6 separate regions of the Mus musculus genome follow, and regions 2, 3, 4, 5 and 6 are each linked to region 1. Evidence: chromatin loops called from intact Hi-C (ENCODE). Cell type or tissue: heart. All regions are shown on one strand.

Evidence for each region. Peaks named below come from ENCODE experiments on the same cell type or tissue, not always from the same donor. Only the 100,000 strongest peaks of a DNase experiment are listed, where the experiment ranks them.
Region 2: it touches region 1 in a loop (4-fold over the local background); 7 of 42 quality-filtered maps call a loop at or near these places.
Region 3: a loop joins it to region 1, with 2.3 times the contacts of the local background. A loop is called at or near these places in 10 of 42 quality-filtered maps.
Region 4: a loop joins it to region 1, with 6 times the contacts of the local background. A loop is called at or near these places in 4 of 42 quality-filtered maps.
Region 5: a loop joins it to region 1, with 2.3 times the contacts of the local background. A loop is called at or near these places in 10 of 42 quality-filtered maps.
Region 6: a loop joins it to region 1, with 2.1 times the contacts of the local background. A loop is called at or near these places in 6 of 42 quality-filtered maps.

What each region holds. Positions count from the first base shown.
Region 1 is chr9:79,975,805-79,980,804 of GRCm38, forward strand. Filip1 (filamin A interacting protein 1) reads right to left here and starts at 2,078. Exons shown (of 6, transcript NM_001081243.2): 1 at 1,652-2,078. In heart, no CTCF peak of the experiment used is centred here; DNase peaks (open chromatin) are centred at 1,187, 1,987 and 2,637; H3K4me3 peaks cover 2,908 bases; H3K27ac peaks cover 2,565 bases.
Region 2 is chr9:79,923,783-79,928,782 of GRCm38, forward strand. The region is part of intron 1 of Filip1 (filamin A interacting protein 1); the gene reads right to left. It overlaps Gm35261 (a long non-coding RNA gene), which reads left to right and starts at 3,786. Exons shown (of 2, transcript XR_379651.4): 1 at 3,786-4,094. In heart, no CTCF peak of the experiment used is centred here; a DNase peak (open chromatin) is centred at 2,809.
Region 3 is chr9:79,870,302-79,875,301 of GRCm38, forward strand. The region is part of intron 2 of Filip1 (filamin A interacting protein 1); the gene reads right to left. Among named protein-coding and RNA genes, the nearest start is that of Gm35261, 55 kb to the right of the region's middle. In heart, a CTCF peak has its summit at 2,353; a DNase peak (open chromatin) is centred at 2,490.
Region 4 is chr9:79,804,877-79,809,876 of GRCm38, forward strand. It overlaps a transcript of Filip1 not described here. Among named protein-coding and RNA genes, the nearest start is that of 4930429F24Rik, 14 kb to the left of the region's middle. In heart, a CTCF peak has its summit at 2,049 (motif pointing right); no DNase peak of the experiment used is centred here.
Region 5 is chr9:79,883,127-79,888,126 of GRCm38, forward strand. The region is part of intron 2 of Filip1 (filamin A interacting protein 1); the gene reads right to left. Among named protein-coding and RNA genes, the nearest start is that of Gm35261, 42 kb to the right of the region's middle. In heart, a CTCF peak has its summit at 2,565 (motif pointing right); DNase peaks (open chromatin) are centred at 2,575 and 2,855.
Region 6 is chr9:79,917,338-79,922,337 of GRCm38, forward strand. All of the region lies in intron 1 of Filip1 (filamin A interacting protein 1), which reads right to left. Among named protein-coding and RNA genes, the nearest start is that of Gm35261, 7.7 kb to the right of the region's middle. In heart, no CTCF peak of the experiment used is centred here; a DNase peak (open chromatin) is centred at 2,734; H3K4me3 peaks cover 1,170 bases; H3K27ac peaks cover 2,671 bases.

The sequences.
Region 1 (5,000 bases):
GGTTACCAGCACGCCCACTCACTATCATGTGCGTGTTGGTGACATAGGGTTAACTTCATTCAACTAAGCACATAATCAGAACTATGTAGCATGATACACATTGAAATGACAACATTGTTTCTTTTCCCTAACACACACTCTTTAATCATCACTTGACTATAGGAACATCTGCTTAAAAGGCTCACATATTATCATTTGTCAAAAAGATTCTTTTCCAAACTGGTTTATGGAGGCTCAGAGTTTTTAAAATGATTTTTTTTTAATTTTATTTTATGTGCATTGGTGTTTTGCCTACATGTATGTCAATGTGAGGGTATTGGATCCTCCTGGAAATGGAGGTAGAGACAGTTGTGAGCTACCATGGGGGTGCTGGGAATTGGGAAGAGTGCTCAACTGCTAAGCCATCTCTCCAGCCACTGGAAATTCTTTTTTTTTTTTTTTTTAGATTGACAAAATAGACACAAATAAGTTTTTTTGTTTTGTTTGGTCTTTAAAGGCAGTGTTACTCTGTAGCCAGGCTAGACTAAAATTTACTATGTAGCTACTATTTCACTCAGGTTAGCTTTGAACTCACAGCAATCTTCCTGCCTCAGTCTTTCCATTACTGGATCACACGCATGAGCTTCCAAGTCCAGTGTACAATTAATTTAAAAAAAAGAATGTTCTTCAGTATTTTCTTTGATCTTATTCTTGGGTTTATTCATCCAAACTCTCTGAATTATTTAAAGAAATAATCCATCCTCTTATGCAAATTTGGCCCCAACTACCCACCACCAGGAATCAATACTGACAGTATCAGTGGTTTATAGCCACAAGCTGGGAGACTAACATGAAATTGTTCTGTGTAAGCAATTCTGATTAAAGTGCATGTCACCTTCTGGAAGGGGAGACAATATACCCTCAGAGAATGCCAGAACTTCCTTCACACAACTGGAAATACACTCTTACTCACACCCACACAGCTTATGAAAAGATTGAGGTTTTTTTTTCCTTAAAAAAAAATTCTAAGTTTCTTAAAGCAGAATCTATTATCTGCACAAAGGCAATCACTCAATTTAATTAGTTTAAGTACCACAACATTCTCAGTGAATCAGCAGCAGGCATATTTTGCGCGAGTCAGATGCATTTGGGCAACTGCAGGCAAATGAGGTCAGAACCAGCACAAGGTGTCCCGGTGCAATCAGAGAACCCAGCAAACCGAGCCCACAAAGAAGCGGGTCAACAGCACAGCAACGTGGGACAGCATACAGGACTTTCCTCAGTTACCTCACAAGCAGCTTAGCTAGTTTCAGTAAATAATAGCTATTTTGTCCCTGGGAAAATGTCCCTTCCATGCCTTAGCTAGCGACCCTGGTTGTACTTTCGTCATATTTCTATCACCTGCACGAACATGAATAACTCAGCAGGGCTAGCTTGATGACTATGAAGATATCACAAAATGTTGTCTTTAAAAGGGAATCGGTATGACTCTGAGAAAGAGAAAAAGGTTTTGATTTTTTTTTTTTTTAATAATTCACACTGATTCTAATAATTCCTACACGTGCAGAGACCAAGCAAGAGACAAAGCAGAATTGGAGCGAACCTTCTTCTTGTGGAAAGAAATTTCTTAACAGTAAGTAGCTACTTGGGGGGCAAGGGAGGGGGGACTTACCTGTTGTCGTCTCCTTTAACCAAAGGTGTGTTCTTTCTCCGCTGGTTTATCCCTTGAAGAACCCAGTGGCTTGTCCCACAGTCCAAGACTGAGTCCTGAAAAACTAGCCAGCCCAAAAGAAGACTGAGGGGGAAAAAAAACCGCTTTTCCCACTCTGCTGGGACTAGCCAGTAGCTGAAGTCATACAGGAAACGGACAGAGTAGCTGCAGCTTCTCCTTCAGTCAGGATCAGCAGGAATTGGAAGTCGCCTATCTCCCACCCGGACTTTTGTTTCAAAGTTTTTTCAACTGTTGCTAGGTGTTGTTGGGTTCTGAGATTAGGTTTCTCCTCTGCTGTTCCCCGCACACTGTCAGCGCAGTGACTTTGTTGGGGCGCTGAGCTGCGCGTGCTATATTTAACCAGTGTTCTCAGCGAGGCCAGCCTGTCAACAGCTGAGAAGTTTGCAGCCGGCCCTGCTCAGTTCCTAGGCAGCTGGGTTATCAGCCCCACATCCCCGCTCACCCCGCAAAGATCCCGGGGAAGCCGGCAGACCCTTTTAAGGACCTCTGCTCATTTCACAGAGGTAATTACTGTTTGCAGACTGCGAAGTGGGACTTGGCTTTTTAAATCTGAGAAGAAACAGAGCGGCAGTTGTCTTGGGCAGAGCAATTTCCCAAGGCAATAGTCTTCTCAGACTCTTAGATAAGTGTTGTTTTTTTTTTTTTAATGCATTAATAGTGTGCTGCAACGGTTGAGAAAAATCACAGTAAGAGATCATTTCCAAACAGCTTTCATCATTGGAGAGTTATATTTATAGCTTGATCCCTTACTCTTAAAAGATGTGTCCTGCTGTATATATGAGTGTTTTTCAAATAAGGCTACCGTACAGGAATGTCGACAGCGCTAGGAATATGAAAGTCAAGGCAGGAAGGAAACTCTTACTATTTCCACTCAAGCCATTCATTCAAAGCAGCACATGGCAAACACCCCAGAAACACCAGGACTGGAGACCTCTCACTAGTGGTTGACAAGCCTGAGTCACCATTAACCCTCCATCTTCCAAAGCCAGTGAGCAAACACCGCCAACCTGAACTTCAAGTCTCAAGATGTTTCTGCTACTTCATTCTGTAGCATAGAAAAGTACGAGCCTCCCAGGTTTAAGATCTATAAAATATGTGTGCTTAATGCTCTGATTTACTATGTACACACAGGAAATTAATAGTGTTCAGGGCTGCCTCAGAACCTTCCTCGAATATTGCCCTGACAAAGCTCTCAACAATATCCTTTTTAAATTTTACATGTTCAGGCTCAGTTTTTCTAGGTCTGAAGTAACCGTTAAGTAAAGGGGAGGGAGAAGGAAGGAGAAGTGGGGGAGGGAGCACGCACACGGGTGAGATGGCTCAACAGGTAAACCATGAACGCTGGACGGGTAACCACAGAAAGATGGCAGGAATATACAAAGTTGCCCTCTGACCTCTACATTTGTGCCCTGGCACACACGCCCACATAGCATATACATACATTGACAATAAATAAATAAAATGTTTAAAGGGAGAAACTGCAGTTAAGCTTTTGTGTGAAAGTAGCTGTATCTTCTAGAACAATAATCGATACTTCATTCACAGTCCCTACAATGGATTGCCTATTCACAGTCCCTACAATGGATTGCCTATTCACGGTCCCTAAAAGTAAATTCTGATATAGGTGGGAATTATGAGACCAGGCTATAGATGATTCAGAACCATCAGGAGAGCAATGGTTGTTGTTGTTGTTGTTGTGTGCCTTCCTGTAAGAGCCTAGAACATTCCAGCGAAAGAATAATGGGGCTATTTCCTCCACAAATATCCATAAAGAGCTTTTGGATTTGTTTCGTTTTGTAGTATGGAAAGCGAATCCCCTGCTGTTATTATTTACCTTAGTTTTTGGATTAACTGACCACTATTGCTATTAGTGCTAAACAATGTGGCAGTAAGCCAAAGCATGCAGGATGTGACTTATAATCAGATACTGTTGCCACCTTCAAACTATGTTCTTTTGTTTTTTTCTCCTGAGACAGGCAGGGTCTTTGTAGTGCTGACTGTCCTGGATGTGTAGACCAGGATGGTCTCTGACTCACAGAGCTCTGCCTGCCTCTGCCTCCTGAGCTCCTGTGTGCTGGAGGGAGAAGTGAGCCACCACACCCAGCTGACTAAACTTAATTACACTAGGCACACAAGCACAACTGATTAGTATTCTGCATACAGTACATGCTCATAGGCTCTCTCTCTCTCTGTGTGTGTGTGTGTGTGTGTGTGTGTGTGTGTGTGTGTGTGTGTACCATTAATTCATTTTGAAGACTTTCCCCTCAGGAACAATTATTCAGACTAAAGTATTTCCTACATAACCCACAGAGGGAGCAGTGCCATTAAAAAATACTAGAAATTTGTGATTTGTGCACAGTCGATGAGGACCTGACTTTCGGCACACAGTGCTCATACGTGACTGCTCAGCTGCATCCTTTCCCACAGTCTTAAGTGGGAGCACTCTGGGAACCTCTTGAAGAGTGAGCTTAATTTCCCAACTTCGAGAATGAGTCACGAGGAAGACGTTTTTCGCAGATTGCTATCATTTGGAGAAAAAGCAAGTAAATGAAGGAGCTGTCAGCAGACTATCTCTAGATCCATTTCTAAGACCCAATCTCCCCCCTTGTTTATTTTAAAAATCATAGTGATTCAGTGATTTTCAAACATGAAATTTTTTTATGTTCTCCAATACACTGGTGACTAACTGATATGTTTACCTTGACAACATACAGGACTAGAGAGGTTTCATTCATGTTCAGTTTTCCATACAGATTCTACCCTGTTGATATTTAGTGTCCAACTCTGAGTTTGAGTATAAGCCTATCAGTAGCAGAAAATATCTCTTCTTGTTCCTTGCTGAATATCCAATAATATCTGAATATCCAATAATATCTGAATATCCAATAATATCTGAATATCCAATAATATCAGGGAATTCACTTTCTATAATACAAAACAAATCCAAAAACTCGTTATTTGTGGAAGAAATGGCCCTATTATTCTTTGGCTGGAATGTTCTAGGCTCTTACAGGACACTGGGTTGTTTCCACTCTTCTTTGCTACATTGTGGAGCCCATCCATAAACCAAGTCTACAGAGGTGACATGATACATTCCCAGGGTTCTCTTTGGCAGTGTTCAGCTTGGAACTGTTGTGTGTGGTATGGATATTGGGAATGTGTATATTTTTCAAAGCGATCTCTGCCTTTGTAAAACAAACAAACAAACAAACAAACAAACAAACAAATCAGTGCACTCCTGATGGTTCTGGAAAGATTTTTCAAAGAAAAAGGAAAGTTTAGAGCATAT
Region 2 (5,000 bases), 52 kb before region 1:
CACCAAGCTGGAATCCTTTTTTTTAAAATATTTTTTATTACATATTTTCCTCAATTACATTTCCAATGCTATCCCAAAAGTCCCCCATACCCTCCCCCACACACTTCCCTACCCACTCATTCTCATTTTTTTTTTTTTTTTTTTTTTTGGCCCTGGCGTTCCCCTGCACTGGGGCATATACAGTTTGCGTGTCCAATGGGCCTCTCTTTCCAGTGATGGCCGACTAGGCCATCTTTTGATACATATGCAGCTAGAGTCAAGAGCTCCGGGGTACTGCTTAGTTCATATTGTTGTTCCACCTATAGGGTTCAAGCTGGAATCCTAATGCAGCGGTGACCAGGAGATCCAAAGAAAGTTTTGCTCACTTTTCTTCAAAGGCAGATTCTCTTTCATTTTCATCTTGGAATATGAACGACTGAATTATTGTTGAGGCTTAATTAATTAAGTCATGACTGCCAGGAATTACACCTGTATTGTCAGCACTCAAAGGCTGAGGCAAGAGAGTCACAAGTCTAAAATTAGCTTGGGCTACAAAATACATTCTAAGCTAGCCTGGGCTACATTAGTGATACTCTGTTTCAATTTTTTAAAAAAAAGTAAATGCTGTGTGATTCAACAGATTCCACAGTGTTTGCCTCTTAGTTTCACAGAATAAGATTTAAAACCAGATCTCTGGATTATAATAACCTGGGTGTAAAATTTTGACCTCTCACACGCCACTTCCACTATGACTAGGGACTTCCAGGACTCAGAAACCCTTATTAGGACATTTCTAGAAGTCTTCAGGAGGAAAATGAGGAGCTGTGTTCCTAATGCTGTCCTGACAGCTAGAGAGACATGTTTTCATTTCCTGGTCTATATTTCTACCACATGGTCTTCCTATCATCATTGAGGTGGCTAAGATACTATCTGTGGAGCCAGGTGGTGGTGGCACACACCTTTAATCCCAGTACTTCAGAGGCAGAGGCAAGTGGACCTCTATGAGTTCAAGGCCAGCCTGGTCTACAGATTGAGTTCCAGGACAGCAGGGTTGCAAAGAGAAACCCTGTCTTGAAAAAAATAAACAAAAGGAGGGGGGGAAAGGAGAAAAGAAGGATGCCATCAGTGGTATCAAGGAAGAAAGGCTCAGAAACCCCAGTGATTAATTCTAATGCACCCACACTTCCTTTGTACCAAGAACAATGGTAGAGCCAGGATCTGAGCACTCAGGTTCCTGGGATCCATAAGAATCATAGAGTGACCACAGTTCCCCTGAGGATCTCAGAGGTAGCAACAGGAGCCACCTCTGAGCTGATGGGATAGAAAATCCAGCTATAGAAAGTACTTCCTTGTCACACACTGGGATTTATTTAGTGGCACTGTAAAGGATTGTTCGTGGATATTATGAGACAGAGACTACCTATAAATTGCCTTTTAGTGTTGACACAGGATCTTCCTAACACATCGTGAGTTACCAAATTGTGCTGACGGCCGGGCATCGTGGCACACGCCTTTAATCCCAGCACTTGGTAGGCAGAGGCAGAGGCAGAGGCAGAGGCAGAGGCAGAGGCAGAGGCAGAGGCAGAGGCAGAGGCAGAGGCAGAGGCAGAGGCAGAGGCAGAGGCAGAGGCAGAGGCAGAGGCAGAGGCAGAGGCAGAGGCAGAGGCAGAGGCAGAGGCAGAGGCAGAGGCAGAGGCAGAGGCAGAGGCAGAGGCAGAGGCAGAGGCAGAGGCAGGTAGATTTCTGAGTTCGAGGCCAGCCTGCTCTACAGAGTGAGTTCCAGGACAGTCAAGAATACACAGAGAAACCCTGTCTCAAAAAACCAACCAACCAAACAAACAAACAAAAAACAAAAAACAAAAAAAACCATATTGTGCTGACGACATGTGAGAAGTTTGATGAAGTTTAATTGGACACATCCTTTGAGTATAGGTTAGGGAGGAATAAGACAAGGAGGGAGGGAAGAAAAGAGGAAGGAAGGAAGGAAGGAAGGAAGGAAGGAAGGAAGGAAGGAAGGAAGGAAGGACGGACTAAGACCAACCCCCTACACGCGCGCGCGCGCGCGCACACACACACACACACACACACACACACACACACACACCCTGCCTTGATTGGCAGCATTTGCCGATCTTTGTGGTGTAAAAACTTCACCACAGCTTATTTCTAGCTACCACCACTCAGAGATGGTAAAGATGAACCCATTCAGCCTGAGGCCATGGTCACCTAGCTATAGCCTTTCCCTGAGAAAAGGCTCAGTGTTCTTTCTTGTTCTTTCTTCCCCATGAGTCCTGAATCATAACAGAGGGATGCCCGCACATCACCAAGTAAGGCATTATGAAGGCAGTACTAAAAAGACAGACAGGTTGGCATGGCCCCCGCTTCCTCCACTTACTCTCCAGCTGGGATAAGAACAGCTCACCCTGAGCAGCCAAGCCTCTGAATATAATCCCATGTATCAGAGTTATTTCAAGTCATATTTCTGTTCCAAAACAATAGAAAAGCACTGGGAGGGGGCAGGGGTAACAAGGAAATCGTTCTTTTAAAAGTATGGCACAATAAAAGCTAGGACGAGAAATGCTTGATTGTGCTCAGTCAAACGTAAAACAAATGGCCTCTGTAAAGAAGAGAGGCTGGAGTTTGAGGTGAAGTCAGAGTCTTGTTCTTGTTTCCTTTCCTTTTACTAGAAATAACGCTCAGTTCATAAGGATACTGATTTGCTCGTCTTCCTCACAGCCTTCGCCTTGGCAGCCCTCTTGGCCAGAGACTCCTCACATGAGAGCCTAGGCCTGTGATATTTCTGTAACAGTTACTGCTGCATTGATGTAGTCAGGGATCGCTCTGTGCTCACGATGAGGTAATGGCCTCATGGACAGTCCATAGAGATGATGTCAAAGATATATATACAAACAAACAGTGACCTTGAAACTTGCAGTGCGCCTAACAGAGCTGTGCTCACTGGTCAGGGTTCTTCTTGATTTGTGAAGAACATATTTGAGCCAGGGGGAAAAAAAACTGTTGTCAAGACCAGGAATTAGTCATCGGTAATGTTGGCTAAGAGACCACACAAGCATTCCAAAGAAATTAACTGCTAACTGAACATCTCAAAGAAGTTAACTGCTGATTTTTTTCCCTCAATTTCTATACAAAACCCCCAATTTGTTTTCTTTCATGGGGCTAACTGATGAGCTTCGTGAATAAACTTACCAAAGACAAAGATTTTAGAGAGGGCCCCCTCCACATCACGACTGCATTAACCATGTATAGTAATACATGCTGTAACAATTCCTGCACTGTTAGGTTCTGTTACTGTGGTATAGTGACTGCCAAAAGACAGCCATCATGACTGTCAGGAATTACGGATTATTTGTTTTTCAGCTGAGTTTACTCATATGCCTTCTAGGGGAGCTTTCTGGGCAGGAGATAGTTGTCAAAGGCAGTCAGTGCTTCCTCAGAGTGTATGGACAAGCACGAAGCTAAAAGAGCTTGGCGCCATGACGGCATCACCCACCCAGCTGTGGTGGGAATTCAGCATCTGGCCCGTGTCGTTTGCAGCACACCTACTCAACACCACAGAAAAGTGCATTCAGCTGCGCATTTTGCTTCTTCCCTTTTCGTCCTCCATTATTCTACACGGCACAGTGATTTGGAAAGCGTAAGATAAATGGAAGCGAAGTAAAGTGTAAAAATGGAAACAGAAATTATACTAATTTTGTATGACAGCTTCGCGGCACTTACCAGTTCTTTCAGCCCACAAGCTCATAAACTGCTTGTAGGCAAAAGCTGTCTGAGTCACTTTTGTGATGACTGAACAGTTAGCACGGGACTCAGAATGCACAAGTGCTGTGTCTCTGTGTACTTGAACTTGGTGAGGGAAGACAGAAGCGAGAGCATGGGAAGACACGGCAAGCATGGTCCCATGCACGCGTGCAAGTTACTCAGACTCCTGACAGATGAGTCTTTCCAGGATTAAATACTAATGCTTTGGAAGATGTGATACCATCTCTCAAAAGTCCTTAGAGTCATAACGACCCTATGGGGATGAGAAGCTACGGAATCTTCAGGAAGAGGAGGGAAAGGAGGAGAACGTGTGTGGTTAAACGGCTCCACAGAGGGTAAGTCACTTACCCATTGACTATGGAAGCCTGACAACCTGAGCTCAGTCCTTGGACTTATACACACACACACACACACACACACACACACACTCATACACACACAGATACACACACTCACACACACACTCACACACACACAGATACACACACACACACACACACTCACACTCACACTCACACTATAACCCAGTCACCTGCTACAGATCACACACATACATATACAATAATAACAAGTAAGAATTTTAAATGGAACAGAAGATGAAGAATTTATAAGATTTGCCAGAAATTATAGGAAAACCCAAAAGGCAAAGAGAAGGTTAATAACGAACTAGATAAATTCTGAACGAGTTCATTGTGAAAGCTGGAGCTGATTCTCCTTGGGTGGTGAGCAGGCAGCTGACCAACTTGTCCGGCCAATCTTACCTTCTCCCCAAATAACCTCTGACAAATGCCTCCAACTCTCTGAATTCTCCCCCACAGCATGGGTACAGATTTTATAATAAAATAGGACCTTAAAAATAGTTGGAAGTATTAGGTATGACACTGGCCTTCAAATACAATGTAGAGAGAAACTGTAAAATTCCACTGTTGGAGCTGGGACTGAAACTTGGTAGTTCAGGCCAGGCTGCTTTCGTGTGATGCCCTGTGCTCAATCCCCAGAGCCACACTTAAAAGAAGTCTTTAAATTTTAGCATCTATACATTTAAACAAGCGTGTGGTGTATTCTTCCCAATACCAAAATATAAATCAAGTAGTGACCGAGATATATCTCTCGAAGGTACCCTAAGTGGGTGGGTCATGCTGTTCTCAGAAGACATACGTTATTAAATGAAACAGTGCCAGGTGTGGGGATACCACCCTCCAACTCACGTTCAGGGAAATCACAGAGGCCACAACATAATG
Region 3 (5,000 bases), 110 kb before region 1:
TTTTCCTCTACAACTACATGGCCCACAGCAGCCTAAAGTTCTCTGGAGAGCTTACCCACCATAGAGTAGCATTCAAACCCCACACCAAGAGGAATCTTTCATTAGAATATTGAAAAGAGATGTAATCTATCAGATTAAAATTTACTCTTTTATTCAAGTTAGGAGTTTGATATTTCAAAAATAAGATATTCAAAATTGAAATTTTTTGTAGACATGGGAAAAGTCATGTTAATATTCATGTTTTAAGAGGTCTGTAACAACCAATGCAGCTTCAAAGAAGAATGGAGTTAGAAGTCACATGCTTTCTGACTTCAAAACTACTTACAAGACAACACTAATCAGCATGGTGTGGCACTGATGTAAAGACAAAGATGGAGATCAACAGAATGGAAAAACCCATAAATAAAGCCAGTCAAAAGATTTCCTACAAAGATGCCAAGATTGTTTAATGGGGGAGGGGAGAGTATTGGCAATAGTATTGGGAAACCTGAATATCCGCATATTTAGTAAAATTTAACCCTTACCTTTAAGCAATTACTAAAATTAGCTCAAAAGCAATCAAAATATAAAATCAATGAAAAGCACAAGAAAATTATTTTATAATCATTAATTTGGCAGTTGTTTCTGTTTTTTTATTATTTTTTGCTTCTAAATAGTATATTTTGAACAGTGGTAACTGAGCTGGTAACTGCTCACAAGAGTACAGTGTTTGTCTCCCAATTCTAGGGCTATGGGCATATGCATTCATACCAGTCTTTTTACATAGGTGTTCAGGATTTGAACTCAGGCCTTCATACTTGCAAAGCATCTACCTATCTGTCATCTCCCAGTCTATGTTTCTAAAAGAAAAGCACTTTTCCTCTAACAGACTCATGAACTGTCAAAATTGTTACCAGTTTTGCTTTCTGTTTTTCTTCTCTTCTCTTCTTCTCTTTCTCTTTCTTTTCTCTTTCTTTTCTCTTTCTTTTCTCTTCTCTCCCTCTCCTCTCCCTCTCCTCTCCCTCTCCTCTCCCCCTCCTCTCCCCCTCCTCTCCCTCTCCTCTCCCATCCTCAAGTGACTGTCCCCAGATGATAGATGAACTAAATGTAGTAGACCCATCCAGTGCAATGTGGCTCAGCTTTCAAAGGAGGGAAATTCTGACATATACTACAACATCAACCAAACCCAAAGCTGGTATGCTAAGGGTTATAAGTCAGTTATAAACGGGCAAATGCTGTGTGATTCACTTATATGAGAGACTTAGAGCCTTCCCATTCATAGAGACAAAGCAGACAGTGATTGCCAGGAACAGAGGAGCTAAGAGGAAAGCAATTACTTTGTAATAGGTACAGGGTTTCCAGCTTACAATAAAAACACTTCTTGAGCTCTCTGTTGGTAACAGTTGCCCGGAAGGTCAACATATTTAATGCTACTGAATTATACAATTGGAAATAGTCACAACAGCCACCTTTAACCTAAGTATTCAGGAGTCAAAGGTAGGCAGATCTCTTTGAGTTTGAGGCCAGCTTAGTCTGTAAGAGTTCTAAGCCAGCCAGGGCTACAAAGAGAGAACTTGTCTCAAAAACAAAAGAAAGAAAGAGAAAGGAAGGAAGGAAGGAAGGAAGGAAGGAAGGAAGGAAGGAAGGAAGGAAGGAAAGAAAGAAAGAAAGAAAGAAAGAAAGAAAGAAAGAAAGAAAGAAAGAAAGAAAGAAAGAGTCCTAACAGTTACTTTTATAGGATTGTCCATTTCACCAAATTTTAAAAATTCAAATAAGGAAAATAAAATCACTACCTAGAGACTTTCAATTTCTAAGAAAGGCTAAAATTCTATGCAGTATGTTTTAAAAGCATAGTCAATTTTTCTTATGATTAGACACGCGAATAGCAATATCACCCATGAATTTAAACACATTTTTTAAAAAAACGTAGGTAGTTTTCTTCTCTTTTCTTTTTTGCACACATTGGGATATTAATAGTGAGGCAGCTGCTAGGTTCTGGATTAGAAATTAGATAAGGTTCCCTAATGCAGTGTTCTGATAATTCCCGAAATTCCGAAAGACTTTGGGGCCTGATCTTAAGCTGCCCACCTCTTTGTGTGTAGTCAGTTGTATCTGTGACTCCAGTGAGAAGCTGAGTTCTCTGAGACATGGGAAGCGTGCGCAGATATTTTATAGCTCTATTTCTCTAGCATCCTCGGTAAATGCAATGCTGTCGCCAAAAGCCAGCTAGACAGGACTCAGAGCACATGAAGCATCTCTGCCATTGTTCTGTAAACCAGGTGGAAGCTTCCTCGCTTACATTTCCCCAGGATTGCCTCCCATCCAGTTGGCATATCAGGTTCATCCCTGGTGAAATGCACTAATGCAGTTTCCTCAAAACTAGATGGCAGGCTGGCCTTGCCACAGAGTTCTCTGCATAAGCAAAGCTCTTCATGGGAAAGGACTCATCCCAGGGGAGGAAAGGAACCGTTTGGGTTATAGAACAATGGAGCAGGTCAGAGGGGAAGGGTGAGACTGAGTGCAGACCAGGGTCTCTGGTCCAGCCCAGTGCACCCCCTCCTTCCTATTCCTTCCTGAGATCCATTGTAAGGGATGGGCAACAAAAGACCTAAATAAAAACTAGAAGAAACAGTAAATTGGAATTCAAGGCGTTGCAGCTTCAGCAAGAGGTGGGGGTGGGGTGGGGAAAAGACACTTGCTATCCCAAGTGGAGTTCAGGCCAGGCTTTAGGGGAGCTCCCTCCAAATGGAACCTGGCTGACACCTACAGAGGAGCAACATGGGCTGTCCTTCAGCAAGGAGCAACCCAGGAATGCACAGGATCTTCAGACGCAGAGAAAAGAAAAGGCAAATGCCAATGTTAACCTAGAGGAGTGTGAGGAGTGTATGTCTGCCATTCTCTGGAGTCAGGAAGAAACTGGGATGCCTATTAAGCAGGGCCTGGACAGAGGCAGGAGAGGGAAAAGCCTTCCATCTTATCTTTATACTGATGTGAATTCGAGCTGAGGAATATAGACACTGCGTTTTCAAAGGAGAAAGTATTAAAATGAAAAACATGGTAACACTAGACTGCCGTGAAACTATACTGTCTGGATATAACTTATGCCTGAGATTTATTGGAATCACACAGCCTTGAGCTCCCTGGGAGGTGACTGAGTATTTTATTCATTTCAATTCCCACCTAAGCAAATTCTCTATTTATATCATACAAGTGACCAGCTGGCAAAACTATACTTTAATTTCTTTAAAAACAAAATTCAAAAGAATCAAAAAGCCTCAGTCATCCTGAACCTGCAGAGAATGTTACACTGGCTACTTGCTAGGAGGAAAATGGGGAAGGACTGTACAGGAAGAGGAGAGAGGAGAGGACAGGAGGGGGGGGGAGGGAAGGGAAGAGGAGGTGGAAATTATCAAGACTTAGCCCTTCAACAGATGCAATGTGGTAGAAAAGACAGCATGCCCCTGAGAATCTATGCTAAAAACATGCACAACCATGTGTGACCTTGACCTGAGTCTGCCTATGAACTCAGTCTCTATCTGTAAAATGGGCACAGCAACAGCAATGCCACAGATTGTACTTGACCTAAAGTATGCAAGGTATGTGATAAATCAATGATTCCCCCCCCCCCAGCGTGCGCGCCTTGAGAAACCCACCTGTGGCTCTGCTATGCACTGTAGCAGTATGACTTAGGTTGGTTGGCTCTGTAACGAAGTACATGAAGTCACTAGTGTAAGTGGATATCTAATGAAAGTCGTTTCCTCTTTTCATTCTTTTATCACAGTGAATTGGCTGATATGGAACATCTGGGTCAGTTGAGCAATATTATACAGTTATTATAATATTAATATTATAATATAATATTATAATATTACATTAACAAAATTATACAATATTATATACCCTTTCTACAGGCTAATTCAATAGGTCGAAGCTATGGAATTTTTTTTTCTTCTCATTCCTGTTGCTCTCAATACCCTGTTAAAGCACTCATAACCATACCTCCGATTCCTATGTTGTGAGCCTAGCAGGATGATGGCAGCCCAGACCAGTGTGACCACCTTCTCTGAGCCTCTTGAACCATTTTTTTTTTAATTTTACTTTATATGTATGAGTGTTTTGCCTGAATGTATATATACACGCATCATACATGTGCCTGGTACCCAATGGGTCCAAAGAGGGAGTTGGTTCCCCTGGACCTGGGGTTATGCCATCTGAGTTCTGGGAACAGCCTGGGCCTTCTGCAAGAGCAGCAATTGCTCTTTACTCCCAAGCCACCTCTCCTGTCCCTTGATCCAGTTTTTAAAATGTGATTGAAAATTGGAATATACTGTCAGAATCTGCAGTTCACTGCCTGTTAAAAGAGCACAGCACAGCAGAAGTGGCATTAGTTTTCTATACTTTTTTTTTTTTGGCATTCTCTAAAGCAGCATCAATAAGAAGGTGTGTCAGGAGCACATTTTGTAGTGATGCTCATGCCAAAAGCAGGCTGTCTAATCTAAGTCCTTTCATATAGAAAAAACAACAACAACAATAAATTAATAAGCACAAAAATTGTTGATTTAAAAACTCTTAAACATTTTACAATGTACTTTTAACATTCCTACTTGATTTGGAATGTCCCCTTATAAATGAAGGCAATTTCTTATGGAACGCTCCCCCACCCACCCTCTCCCACTTCTCAGCCCTGGCATTCCCCTGTACTGAGGCATATAAAGTTTGCACAACCAATGGGCCTCTCTTTCCACTGATGGCCGACGAGGCCATCTTCTGATACATATGCAGCTAGAGTCAAGAGCTCCGGGGTACTGGTTAGTTCATAGAGAATGCACCTTCTAAATAACATAAATATAACTTACTTTACTTAGCCAATTATATAAAATATTTTAAAGTAAGTTTTGGAACAGGTCATTTCAGATCAAAGGAATATTTATGTCTCTGATAGTCAGATGTGTGACACCTGAAATTTTGAAACTTTTCTATTAATATGCTTTAAATTGGTGACGTAAGTAAAAAAATGTTTC
Region 4 (5,000 bases), 170 kb before region 1:
TTTTAACTGCTAAGTTGTATCCTCAAAAAAAAAGAGAGAGCAAGAAAGAGAAAGAAAGGAAGGAAGGAAGGAAGGAAGGAAGGAAGGAAGGAAGGAAAGGAAAGGAAGGAAGGAGGAAGGAAGGAAGGAAGGAAGGAAGGAAGGAAGGAAGGAAGGAAGGAAGGAAGGAAGGAAAGGAAGGAAGGAAGGAAGGAAGGAAGGAAGGAAGGAAGAAAAGATCACTGGAGGTCCTAAGGTGTTTCCAGTCAACATCAGTAGCATGGTGACTTTAGCGATGACTGTGGGCTGTGCTTGGTAATCTCATCTGGAGCTCACTCGCAACTGGTGAATGATGACGCTTTCTACAAAGAGAAGAAAGATACAGCATTTTCAATTAAACTCAAGTAAGTAGTTGACATGAAAACCAGTACCACACCATTTCAATAAGACTGTAAATGTTAAAGGACAAAACAAAAACAGGGACATGGGGCCAGTAACCACAGCTATGCAGACTTTGCTGGGGGTGGGGTTGGGGCGGGTAAGTTCTTTATCTTTGCAGGTGTGCTCTACTTCCAAAATCATTAAATCCCTTCAGAAACTATGTCTAATATTTGTGTAATATTAGGTAGATATTGCTCGATGAACGAACTGAACACAACTCTGATAATTGCTATATACAAGTCACGTGATGGGAATCCTGAAGCTGTTCTCCAGCCAAACGCTCTCGGTTCTGAACCATGTCCGCACACCTGTTGCTTCTTTCCGGGCATGTGCATTGGACCGCTAGTAAGGACTTGGTCCCTTTGCCTTCCGAAGAAGTTGAGAAAGAGTTTGCTCTTTGACTACTGCTTTTTGCATGACTGGTTAATGTTCTTACACCCAGACTCATTCTTTTGGGTTAATTACATTTATCTATTTGAGTGTGTGCTGTGCGGTATGCATGTTCTGCAGCACATCTGTAGGGTTCAGAGGACAATTTGTAAGACTTGGCTACCTCCCTTCACCAAGTAGGTCCCTTGTTGTCAGGCTAGGCAGCAGACATCCCTCCTCACTGAGCCACTTCCCTGGCTCTATAAATTATAAATTCATTCATGGTTTTCTTTTCCTTTTTTTTTTTTTTTTTTTTTTTGGTTTTTCGAGACAGGGTTTCTCTGTATAGCTCTGGCTGTCCCGCAATTCACTCTGTAGACCAGGCTGGCCTCGAACTCAGAAATCCACCTGCCTCTGCCTCCCGAGTGTTGGGATTAAAGGCGTGTGCCACCACGCCGGGCCATTCATGTTTTTCTTAAACATTTTTTTTTTTTACATTCGTTTATTTTGTGTGTGTAGGCAGGTGTGCATGTTGAGGTCGGAAGACAGCTTGTGGGCATTGGTTCTCACCTTACACTATGTGGATCCCAGGGATGGCCCTCAGGCTTGGCAACACGCGCACGTTGACCCACTCAGCCATCCCACCTGCCTCCTAACCCAGCCTTATAATAAATTTCAAAGCCGACTCAGTAATTAAAGCAATCCAGCCACATTTGAACATTTAGTATCACTGTTTGATTAGTTTTCCTTTTATATGAGCCTTTATGCCCTCATGAACTTGGAGCATCACATTTTTCATCCAGTCATTTAGAAACCAAAGTAAGGAGGTGGTATCCTGTGGCTTCATACCCTGCAGCGAGCAGAGAGCTAGCTTGGTGAGAAAACAAAGTTCTATAGTCACTGAGCGTATGCAAAGCAGAAGAAAGAAACTCATGTCAGTGTCTGTAAAAACACGAAGGTCAGCTGTTGGGTAGCTAGGCTGTAGCGCGCTTGTCTAGCACTGGAAAGACTCTGAGCTCCTTCCTCAATAAATCTCCCCCAGCCCAGCACGCCCCCTACACCCGCAAAAAATAAATAGCATTTCCACGTGTTATTTTGACTTTAATTACAAGTGCATACTATCTGAACTTTATTTTTCTCATGTCATTATCAACTAAATTGCATCTCACCATAGACACACAGTTCATGCTAACTGCATGGTATGATCCTCTACAGAAAACGCGTTTGGATTTTGGTTCTATTAATTACCACATGGAGCCACTAGGTGGAGATGTTTTCATTCCCTTTCTCATCCTTTTGGCTTGAGTTTGGCTTTAGACGAAACAGTTTTTATAAAGAACAACAACAAAATCTTATACTTAAGACTGTTTACCAATGAAGGTTTCCCACAGCTTAAATAATATAGGTACTAAAAAGTAAAAAAACTATGTATACAATTTTCTCCAGACACTTTTTAAGAAAACCTCTAAAAATATACCTATCTTCAAGCCTGAAAAGTAAAGGCACTTACTATCATGAAAAAGCCATCATCTAAGATGAAAAATGTTATTTCCTGGTCACTGCTTTTAAAAATTATATAATATGCATCAAAGAATCCAAAGAATCCTCAAGAGAGCTGTGTCGCAAATCTCCTCCACAGGATGTAAGTCTCTTCCCATTTCCTCCCTTAAGGAATCATAGAAACAAACGTCAGGGAGGAATCCAGAGCCATTCCTAGTGTGATGTAACTCCTAATGCTTGTCCTCATCCTGGCTCAGCAGGAGAGGTTCCAGCAATCACCTTAAGCTCCCTTCAGGGCTAGCTTTATTTATTTATTTTTTTCTGGTTTTAAAACAACTTCCTGAGTACATGCCTCTTCGTTCCCGGTGACTCTTTCTCTTAACTTCAGTGCTGTGCAGTCCAACAGCACTCTCCTTAGAATTCATACTTGGCAAAGTATCGGGCAGAGGGCTTACACAAAGGAAACAATATCACGGTCTCACTATGTGTCTTCATTAGCATATGTAAACTAGCAAAGTAGCAATCAATGTGTAAATGTGCATATTTATAATAGACTATCAGGAATACTCAACACTTCCAAACAGGTAATTATATACAAACTGTACCTTCATAATTAAAAATGTCTAATATCTGTAACTTCTTATGATCTCTTTCCCCCCAATATCAAATGAACTCACATAAGAATCATTCATCTAATACCTGAAATTGTGAGAAAGTCAACATTGTGCAGCATAAGGTTTTGAAAATGTTCATTAAATAGGTTTTTTTTTTTTAAATCGTTGAGAGACCAGAAAGATTGTTCAGTGAGATAAATCAAGCTTAATGGCTTGAGTTTGATCTCCAGGACCCAGGACCGATCTAGGAGATAAAATGGTCTCTCATAAGTTGTCCTGTGACCAATTTATATGTTCTATTGCACACCTACAGGAACATGCACACACCCACACATGAGCACGTGTACACACACACTCACACAGAGGTGGGGAGAGAAATAAATAAATACATAAGTAATGTAATTTTTTAAAACTTATTTCAATTTTGTTGTTGATGGTAACAAACTTGGCAAATATTTTCCATCTCTTTCATTTTGTCTGAGAAAAAGGACCCAATTCATAGTCACTCGGGGTCTCTGAGGAGAGGTTATTATGACCAGGCACAATTCTGTAAGAAGTTTCTCTACCTATAAATACATCTTTAGATTATTTATAATTTGTTAAGTATTCAATAGACACTAAAGACCAATAGATAGTCATAGTGAATTACCACCTATCAGCGAACTCAAAATAACAAAAATACTTAAACTTGAGGCCTTCTGATACCCAGGCACTTACCAACATAATTTTCTCTTTTTCTAATTGAAAGAAAAAACTCTTTAAATTTTGAATATCACATGCATGTAGACGACACTGGATTTTTAATACACTTTTGACGATTTACCAAAATATAAACATGTTCCTTTTCTCCCATTTGTTATCTTGCAGTTTTCTTCTTAGGAAACTTGGGGTAACATAGCAAGGCCATTATTTGCTATTCCGACATTGCTGTGACAAGGTACTGACTAACCCAGTCTTTGATAACGCTGACTGTTAGATAAGTTCCGCACAAAGGAAGTTTAACATATCATCGATTCTGAATTTCGCTTGACTGCTGACCTTACTTAGAATCCAACCTCTTGGGAGTGGCGTCACAGAACGTCTAGGCACCCAGATGGCGTGGGCTCCAAAGCCACGTGAATGGGGTGGGGTTTGGGGAGAAATTCAGGGGCGCATCCCCTTGAACGCTGGAATGGGACAACTTAACAGCATGTTGGGATTCTGCTTCCTCCCGGGAGAGGCTTTGGCTACAAAGTGAGAAAGATATACTCCCTCAAAAGGCATGATCTCCCTCCCGGGCAGGGTGTGTGTTTACTCTGCCAAAATCTCTGCGAGGAACACTTTAAAGGGCCCCCTCTAGTCAGTCCCATCAAAGCAGTGTAATGGCTGCCTGCTAGGTTCACATACTGAAGGCAAATCACGGTAGCACCTCACCTTGTAGCGGGGTTTTACACCTAGTGAGGAGGACGGCTTTGTTCATAGAAAATTTTACATCAACTTAGAGTGCATGTTTTTGTGACTCCTGCCCCTATCCCCAGCCTGTCCCCATGTTCAATGACTTCCCCTACCAGGGACTCTATGAAGGACCCATTCCAGCTTAGTTCTTCACCTTCCCAAGCTTCTAAATGTCAGCTTTGAACTTGCTACCCTCCAGGTAACTGCAGAAATGCCCTACAAATATCCTGTGTGTCGTTTAGAAGGGAGAACACCTAGCTATTGTTTGTCTTTTTGGCATTTCTGAGTTCCATGAACTACACTGGGATACAATCCTATTATCACATTCAGAGCCCCTGACAGAACATCTGTTTTAAATAGGAAGTTCAATAAACTTCCTCTGTTGGCTTGGACTTGTACGCCTTCTTTTGGATTCAGCTCAGCTAATTAAAAGTACTTCCGATAATCAGTTCTGTCATTTGTTCCAGAAAACTTTTGAACCAGATGATATAATCTCTCTTGGGATTTCATAACCATCGGACCCTTTATCTGATTCCTTCCTCCTCTGCCGTCAGCTCACCATCTCTCCAGGTTCTAGGAGTCGCCAATAATTATGCCTAATAATTTATTTCTCAGGCGAGCCAATCCCAGAACAAGCAAATTTGAACTGCTTCTCTCAGATAT
Region 5 (5,000 bases), 93 kb before region 1:
GTTTTGGCTCAGGGTTTCAGAAGCTCATGGTCTTGGCTCAATAGCCTTTATTCCTATGGTGAGGCTATACATCTTGGCAGAAGCACGTAGCAGCCAAGAAATAAAGGAGGATGGTCTAGACACCATTATCCCTTTCAAGGGCTGTATCTCTCAGAAATCTGTTTCTTCAACTGGGCCACACCTCTCAAAGTTTCCACTATTTCCCAATAACCTCACTGGCTGAGAATGAAAACATTTTTGTTGTAAATGTATTTCACTGAACTAGAATTACATCACTCCCCACAGTCAGCCCCCCTCCAACCCCTCTCATTTTGCCTTCACTCTCAAGTTGATAGCTTCTTTTTCTTTGATTATTATTATTATTACGTGTGTGTGTACACAGACACATAAATACAACAGATATTTATGTTGTGAGTCTGCTCTTGCTGTGTGTGTGTGTGTGTGTGTGTGTGTGTGTGTGTGTGTGTTCGGGGATGACCACTCTGTCAATAAGGAAGCTCATCCATGGGAAATGCTATTTCTCCTTTTCCAGCACTCCTTGGTTGCCTGTAGGTCCTTGTCTAGACTATGTGAAAATTTCTCCCATCAACTTCATATGCCCACTGATATTGCCATTGTTTTAGTCTTGTTTTCATAGTCACGGTATTCTAGCTCTTACAATCCTCTGGCCTCTCTTCTGTGATACTCTCATTCCCTAAGCCGTAGATGTAGGAGCTGTGATATAAATGTTTCCACTGGGGCTGTGATCCGTTAATCTCTGTATGGTGTCTAGTTGTGGTTTTCGGTGATGGTCTCCATTTGCCGAGCTAGACTCTTCTTTGATAAGGCCTACATCTTTAACACGTCTATCTTTGAACTACAAAAGCATACAAAGATGCAGCTGGTTTTCCATCGTTAAAACAAGACCCTCTTGTGACTCTACTTCCCCCATAGACCTCACTTCATCTTTCTCCTTTCCTTTACAAGAAGCTCGCTCCAGGACTCGCTCCTTACAATGAGTGGGAATTGTTTGAACTTTTTCTCATCAAGATCACAACTCCCCTAAGATGAATTGTGATGTCTCTGTTGCTAACTGCAACGGTCCATCCTCATCCTCCATTTTCCTTGCTCTGGCATGACACTTTTGATCCTTCTCTCCTTGGTGAAAACTCAGTCTTTGGAACCATACACTAACTCTATCCTGATGTCCTGAGCCACTCATTCCCAGTCTCCTGACTCTACCTCATCTCTCCACCATTCAATGCCAAAATTCTCTTCTTACCTCCTATCTCTATCTGAGTATGTCTTCTTCATGATCTCACTCAGCTTCTCCTAAGCCCACGAGCTTCCGTCTGGTTCCCTCAGACAGAAGTTCTTTACTGTCTTTACCAGTGCCCTTCTATTTCACTATATAGTGAGCTTTCTATTTTCCCGACAAGCCCCTAACTGCTGTAATAGCGATGCACAGGAGAGTGGAGCAGTGTGCTTTGGCCTAAGATGAGTCCTAGAGGGATTAAATACGTATGCAGGAAAAGTACAAGGAAGTGTTAATACTAGGAGTAAAATTTGAAAACAATTATTTTCATTATCTGGGAGAGGGAGTCTACTTTGATCCTTATCAGAGCTATAAGTGGAGAAATATTGATGTCTGACTAACAGTTGTTATAAACTCCACACAGTAAAAAACTGTTCCAAAGGCAAAACAAAATTTGCACAAAGAAAACATTTGACTTACTGTCTGTGTCAAAAAGAACTAACCGATATAAAGAACACTTATTAATGCAAATAACCCAAATTTCAAAAGAACAAAGAGAGTAAACAGACTAGCCAAGTAAATAGAAAGAACATTTGAAAAGATGCTCAATTCATTCATAAGATAAATGTAAACTGAAACTATGAGGAGACAGCCACACCATCTACCAAAATCTGGCAAAGGAAACAAAAACACCCAACTGATAAAGCAATAGGCAATAGTTTTTGTTGGCAAAAGGGTGAACAAATAGAGCTATTCAAGGCAAATGAGCAAGGACTACACACTTACATCCCTTAGAGCTGTCAGTTCACTGAGGATTTAACCAACAAAGATTGATTTGTGCATATGATAAGACAAACATATAATGTATAAATGCATCATTAATATGGTAACCCAAACTCACGTATACACACATAATAATAATAATAATAATAATAATAATAATTATAGTAATAATAATAAATTTTAGGTAATCCTCATAGGACTGTGGACTAACAAATGGGCTCTCCTAATTGCTGATTCTGAGATGCAGGGAGGGGGGGAAGACACAGGGTCTGCTATAATTAGTACACATTGTTTCATGTTTCCCTTCAGGCCTTTGATCAGGAAATGTTTAACATCAGAGCAAGCCTTTCTAGAGATTAGCAGCTGCCTTCTGAAAAGGATGTAGAAATCCTGAAGGCAAACACATGCATTGTTGGTATGCAGGTCTGGTCTGCAGACAGAATGACATGCGAGCTGGGAAGACCAGATGACAAGTGTTCTTTAAAAAAAAAGATTTTTTTTGGATATTTTATATGTATGTATTCATGTATAGCCTGTGCATGCAGGTGCCCCAAGAGGCCAGCAGAGGGTGGTGGATCCCCCAAACTGGTGGCCATGAGTCACTGGATGTGGGTGCTGACAATGACACACCTGGGTCCTCGGTAAGAGCAGCAAGCCCCCCTTAACTTCTGAGCTTGTCTCTAGCCTCACAACAGTCCTTTTAACTCAAAATTTATGCCCTTCCTTTTTATTATACACAAATATCCTGTTGGAATTATTTCAACTATTCTTGTCAGGGCCCTGCTTTTCCTCTTAAACATTCACAAGCTGAACAAAAATATTTCCTGCTGCCAGCCACGGCATGCGTCACTTTGAATTGTTCACAGCTTCAAGGCTGGTCCGTTACTGGTTGACATGGTGCTTGGGAAGTTCAGTTTTAATCCTAGAGGGCCTTGTTGGTTCTGCACAAACAAAAGTATAATAGTGTATGCGCTGGTTTTCCCTCGCCCGCCCTGGTACCCGGAGAGGACTTCTGCAGATCAACGGGATGGGAAACAGGAGAGAAGGCAGTACAGAATGCATGGTACTTTATCTACTGTCCTTTACACAGTGGTTTCCAAGGAAACAGAAGTGAATAAGAGACATTAAGGGCTAGTGCAGACATCCATATACAATGTCCAGGTTTTACACATAGGTGGTGCCAATGTAGTGGTACCATCACTTTACTACACTCTAGACATCCTGGCCTGCACCCCATTTTCTTTTTTCCTTTTTGATGGTGCATAGATCAAAGCCAGGGTCTTAAACTATCTAAGTGCCTGGTCTACCACTGAGCTATATCCCTAATCTATACATTGTATTCTGTTTTTAAAGTCAACAAATTTCATTAAAAATATTTTTATTAACAATTAAGAAACTACAGAATGCTTAGCCCTAAAGGGAGCATATATATTTCCACGCCCCTCCCAAGACTCATCCCAAGGGATGAGATGGAGGTGGGGGGAGGGGGGGCGTCATTGTGAAAGAAGGGGCAAAGGGAGTGTAAGTGTCAGAGACTGCAAGGCGCCCTTACCTTCCAGAGAGAGAAGAGCAGCAGCAGGTGTGAGTTCACAATGGCGTGAGAACATGCGTGTAAGCCCGATAGAACAAATCCCAGCAGTCAGAGGGGAGTTAGGCACCTGATCCCTCCCCAAGCTAGGATGCTATGGCCAATTCTTAGCTTCTGGGAGAGGAGACAGTTTCCTCTAAGAGCGCAGCCCTAGGTAAGTCTACCACTTGCCAGTGGGTGACCACACATCCAAGAAAATCTGGGCAGCACAAGGTGATCTTGATACAACGTTGAGTAAGTAGGGGAGGAGGGTGAATCCTGGAAGAGTTGGGCAGCCTGAGTATGATGAAGGCATATTGTATGAAACTCTCAAAGAACTAATAGTTCTTTGAAAGAAAAAAATTATTACATTTATTTTCTTGTGTGGGTCTTGTGTGTGTGTGTGTGTGTGTGTGTGTGTGTGTGTGTGTTAGAACTCAAACTCAAGCTATCAGGTTTGGCAGCAAAGCTCTCCTCTCCCCTGAGCCACCTCCAAGCCTGACAAATTCCATTTTTAACATTAAGTAGCATCACACAGTAACCCTATAAGTTAATAAATCTCACTGTGGCATTTCTGAACTTGCACACAGCATGCTTTAACCACACCTGCCTTCTACCTTCTCCTGTCCTCCTGATTCCCTGATTAGAAACATTGTATATGATGATATAATGATGCAAACTAGAAAAATGCACCTGACAGAAACACACCTCTTACCTTTAATGTTTTAAATCACCAACTATAAACCCACACCCATGCACTGGTGATTAAACTCCTGTTGTTGAGAAACAGGAGAAGAAGAGGAAGAAGAAGAAGAAGAAGAAGAAGAAGAAGAAGAAGAAGAAGAAGAAGAAGAAGAAGAAGAAGAGGAAGAGGAAGAGGAAGAGGAAGAGGAAGAGGAAGAGGAAGAGGAAGAGGAAGAGGAAGAGGAAGAGGAAGAAGAAGGAGGAGGAGGAGGAGGAGGAGAAATCAAGTTACAGGTGAGATACAGATGAAGGCATCTACAGCCCCAGCTCAAAATATGAACTAGAGGCCAAAAATGTCAACCCAGGAATTGTTTTATATGGAAAAAGAAATCCTGTTGCTAGATAATGTGTGCCTCTTCCCTTTATCTATAGAACAAGGTTCTTTTCCTAGTGCTTGCTTTTCAACTTGGACTGCTAGCACGACAGTGATATGTTGATTTCTTTAGCATGTAACTTGGTGACTCAGTGTAATTTAAAATCATTAGCCATCAGTATTTAATAAAAAGTAGAAACTCTTTTGAACTTTTTATTGGTTCTTCCTGAATTTCACATCAAGCACTCCAATCCCACCCATCTCCCTCTCCCCTCATACCCATCCCTCCACCCTTGCTTCCTCCCCACCAACAGAGGGGGAGAAATCTGGTTGTGTAATCTGTAGTGTGTCAGTGTATC
Region 6 (5,000 bases), 58 kb before region 1:
AATCAATAACAACTATTTGATTACATACAAAGGGCAAGGCTCTCAAATGTATGTGATTATTGAGCCTTTAAGTTTTTCTGGTGAATTTGATTATTTTCCCTACTTGAAAAAAAATCAAGATAAGCAAAATGAGGACTAGTTATTTGCACATATATAGGTCAGTACCCGGGAAAGCCTTAACTATTACACAGGGCAAGCTGGATTCTCCAGTCTGAGCAGCACCTTTTATCTCTAGGTCAGAAACGATGAGACAAAGGAAATCCCAGCCATCCTCCCAGGGGCTGAAATACAATTGCAGGCTATGCAAGCTCCACAGCCCCTCAAAACAAACTGATGTAAAACCCAGAACATAAGAGACATTTTCTCCAACCTCGATTCATGTGACAACGTTGTTCTTCTAAGCCCACACTTACCTTCCCTTCTCTCAGACTGCCTCTGTATTCCATAGTGTGTGCGTCCCCAACCTGGGTGGTGGGTGAGTGCTCAGACACAGGGAGGCCAGAGGCTAAGATCAAGTGTCTTCCTCAATCATACTCCACCATGTTTTGACACAGACTCTGTCACTGAACCTGAAGCTCAGTGACTAAGCTAAAGAGCATAGTCACTGCACCCCAGGGATCGGCATGCCTCTGCCTCCCCCAGAGAGGGATCACAGGCACGTGCTGCCAAGCCTGGCCTTTAATATGGATGTTGGAGGCTGAACTCAGGTTCTCATGCTTGCAGGACAAGAGCTCTACTGAGGGAACTCTCTCCAGCCCCTGCACGATTCTTTCATTCTCAATGGACCTAAAGGGGAACTTTGCTAACACAGTCTTTACGTTTAGCTTTTTAAATCATGAAAGTCACTGGCATACCACAGACATAACATCTATGACAACTGAATATGAGTTGGACCAATCTTTCAGTTAGCAAGAGGAAGAAAGAGAGAGAGAGAGAGAAAGAAAGAAAGAGAGAGAAAGAGAGAGAGAGAGAAAGAGTTCCAGTTTCCAGATGTGCTAATTATTCCATTAAAATAACTGCAAAATTTCACGTTATAAAAATGTTTGTCTTTTATGGAAAACATTCTTGAACAATTTTATTACGTTTTCAAGAAAAATGAGGCAAATCCCGTTTGATAGCCAGCATTAGCCTTGGTTAGTGGAAGGAAGGATGATGTCATTGCTCCATGCTGACAGGGGAGGAAAATGAGAAACTGAAGTGACTCCCCCATGTGTGCGTGTTGACAATGACTCCATGTACTCTAACTGCCTGCCACATGTCAGGTGTGTTCCCTTGTCCTTAAAGAAGTCTTGCCTTTCAAATCCTTTTTTTTTCTTTTTAACATGAAAGGGGTAACTTCAAGACTTTTGTAATGGAAGGAGTAAGGGTATGTCTATTTTAAACTTCCAGGCTCTGTCTTTTCTAATTGTCCTTTAACATTCCTTATTAGAGATTAAATAAAAGACTGAGGTGTCCAAATGTAAGGCCAAAAAGAACAGAGCCAACTTACAAACCAAGGAGAACAAGAAGTAAAAACTCACTCCCGTTAATATGTGTGCTGGGAGGGTAACCGTAGCAACGCCATCGTCTTAGCTATTGACGGTGTTTACCCTCACACTAGACAGAGTGCCTGGCTTCTTTGTCTGTCAACCAATCATCATAAACTTGATTGGTAGGAGAGTGCAAATAAAGGCCATAAAGTTGGAGGACTCTGCGATCAACTAGTTAAGGCACTTAAGACTTAATCATGTGCAAAATGCCATATCACATGACAAGTGTCAGATCCAGCATGTGTCCTGGAAGTATGTAGGTGCCACCACCTTTGCAATGGTTTTGACAAAGGCATTATGACCACTGGCCACCATTCTTCCCTACCTCGAAGCCACCACACCTCAGCCCACCAACCAACCCTACGAACTTATGCATCAACAGTCATAGAATTGTGTTCCTACCTGCCTACGCCTCTTTACCATTAACTCTGTGACACCATGAGGGCTGCTGCCCTTAACCCGGCATATGTCACTCCTCCCCCTACCCCCAAGCCACAATTTCCTCATCCGTTAAGAGAGGATGATAAAGTTCAGACACATTACCCACTGGATGGCGTGAAGCCACAAGCCACAAACTTGTGTGTGTGACGGTCCTTCCCAGTAGTGTTATGGCAGGAATCCCTGCCCTGTGACAGCTTAACAGCTAAGGTTTCAGGCACTGCCATATAGTTAAGCAGGAGGGACAGGGTCACTTTATGTTCTGTGAACATCTAGGACTGGGGTTGACAAGCTGTGTCTGTCGACAGTAAGCATGTTGCACTTTGCAGCACTATCTGGCTTCTGGTATTTCTACTCAGCTCCATGCAACAGGAAATCACAGACAGCAGAGAAGTCGTCCGATGTGACTCTGTCTGATCTTTAGCCCTTAGTTTATCAACCTGGATCTAAGCTGTAACAAACTTGCTTAATGGGTACATCTAAGCTGGACAGTCTCTACCCGTTTTCATTCTGTCCCCAGCTCGCTGTAATTTGAAAATAAGAACAGACTGAGAGAAAAGATAGGGCGGCAGTGACGTCCTCTGTCCCTCCCTACCTCCTCTCTCAGATACACTGCTAAAGAAATGAACATAAAAGGAAAGGAATTCCCACGAAGTTTTATGGCTAAAACTCAAGAGGATTCCCACTGGCACTAGCCCATGTCCTGAGATATGCAAATGTATACTCCAGATTTAGCAGTGTGTGCCTCAAGCACCTACTAGGATTTTCTGAGAGACAGAGACGTGGCCAAAAGCCCAGTACAGCAGGACAACAGACTGGAGAGGCAGCCTGTGTGCTAACGCATGAATCATTGGTACAGGGGGCTTTCAAGGTAGAGCACCAAGACTGGAGTTGAAGTGGAAGGTGCAGGGTGTCTGTGCAGATTAGGATGGAGTTCAGAGATGTCATGGGAGCAGAGCTATTTCGCCAGAGAGTAGTGGGGTTATTTCATCGGGAGTCAGCCTGGGAGAGGACAGCAGTGGGTGCAGGTAGAGTGGGCTCCACTGTTGTGTGAGCTGAGCAGTCATACAGGCCACTGCTTGTTCTGTGCTCTTCCTTGAAATGTTTCACCCCCTTCCCTCCCCACCTTTTTTTTTTTTTGCTTTGTTTTTGTTTTTTGTTTTTGACCTGTATCCCATGGCCTCATTGTCATCATGCAGCCAAAAATCTTTGGCCTCCTGATCCTCTTGTTTTGCCATAAAAGAAAGGCCCAAGATTATAAGCCTGTGCTACCAGCCCAACTTGAGATTCTTAATTATCCTTGGACACCTACCCACATCCCACATTTTCATTTTTCACTGGGCTTTTTAATTAGATAGGCAGTCCTGACAACAGCCTCTTGGAAGCAGCGGCCACTGTAAAGCAGACAAAAGCCAGACTCCTGGGTACTTCCCCCAGATCTCTTTTCACTACCACCAATGTGCAGGGCTCAGCTACACTCCAAAATGTGAAGGGGGGTTGGGAGAGCAGACAGGAAGACTGAAATGGATTAATTTCAACTAGGACGAACTCAGCCAATATCAGCGAGTTTACCAGGAAATGTTCAGGTTAACGTTCCTGCCTACGGAGACATGTGGAGAAAGGAGTTTAAGAGAACTAAAGAGCAGAGTTGAAAATAGTCATGAAGAAAGCAAGTAGGCCAGGAGGATGGGTCAGGGGATAAAGGGCATCCCAGGAACCTGGTGGTCTGAACTCTCAATCTCTGGTCCCTAAGGTAGAAGGAGCAAACTGACTCCTCACAGCTGTCATCTGATTTACACACATGGATATATGTCATATATTCTAATGATAATAATAACTGATTTTAAAAACAAGGAAAGAAGTCATGTAGTAGAATTGTGCCATATGCATTGGGGGGATTAACTTTGATGAGTTGTTGTTGCTGTTATTATTATTATTGTTGTTGTTGTTGTTGTTGTTGTTACTACTATTGGTTTTTATTATTAAAAGTGGTTATCTTTTTGAAAACTTTTAAGTATAGAAGGATGTTCAGGTCATGGATATAAAGTCTTCTTTTAAATATCATCATACTCGGGAAGTCTGGAGCAGAGCTGCTCCAGCTCCGAGGCCATCAGATTCCCAGAGGAGTTGTGTGCACGGACGGCCACCATCAGTAAACTCATTGTAAACAAATGCAGTAGGCACTCATGCCTCAGTGCCTCTCTGCCTCTCATGTAACTAACTACTCACCAAACAGAAATTTTGATCTATTTTTTTTCTTTTAAATAAAGGAAGTGTGGGGCACTCTTTAGTAATAGTCTCCTATCTGAGAATTCAGTAAATTTGATGTGGCACTGCTCCTGAGATGTAATAAATCAGAAAAACATGCAAAGACAGAAAGCTGAAGACCTGGGCAAAGGGGAAAGCTTTGAAAAATGATGTTTGTTGGTGATATTGTTTGTTTTCTAAGGCTGGTATTGAGTCGAAAACCAATGTAGCTTTTGCATCTTAGACAAGTCCTCTGCAGATGCAGCTACATTCCTACCCAGGACAGTTTTGAGTGCTCGTACTCAGCTGATCCCTAGGGAATGAACAAGCTTCTTCCAGCTGAAACAGAGAGACTCAGGTGCCTGATGCCTGAGGAGGAACTACAAAGAGAAAGTCAAAACCGAGGACAGGCACAGAAAAGTCACAAGCTGTGACAGGATCACAGTATGTTAACCAGTTGCACACCATAAGACAACACTCCGAGTTTGCATTTCCAGGCTGTCTAGGGCCCTGCCATCCTGTCATGTCAAGAAAAAAAATAGCTTTGTTAGGAGCCATGGTAACTAAATACTGGGGGAGGGGGTGGAGGAAGGTCAAGGAATGTTCTATAGTTACGCATCAAGAAAGTACAAAACACAGGTTATTTTTAAATTTGGCTGCACGCCAACAGTTTTAACGTCTAAAAATTAAGATGCACATAAATAGCAGAGTCTGTTTCTCATGTAGCCATGAGAAAAAATACTTTCCCAGTAATTCAATACTACCTTATTTTCATCAGCTGCCATT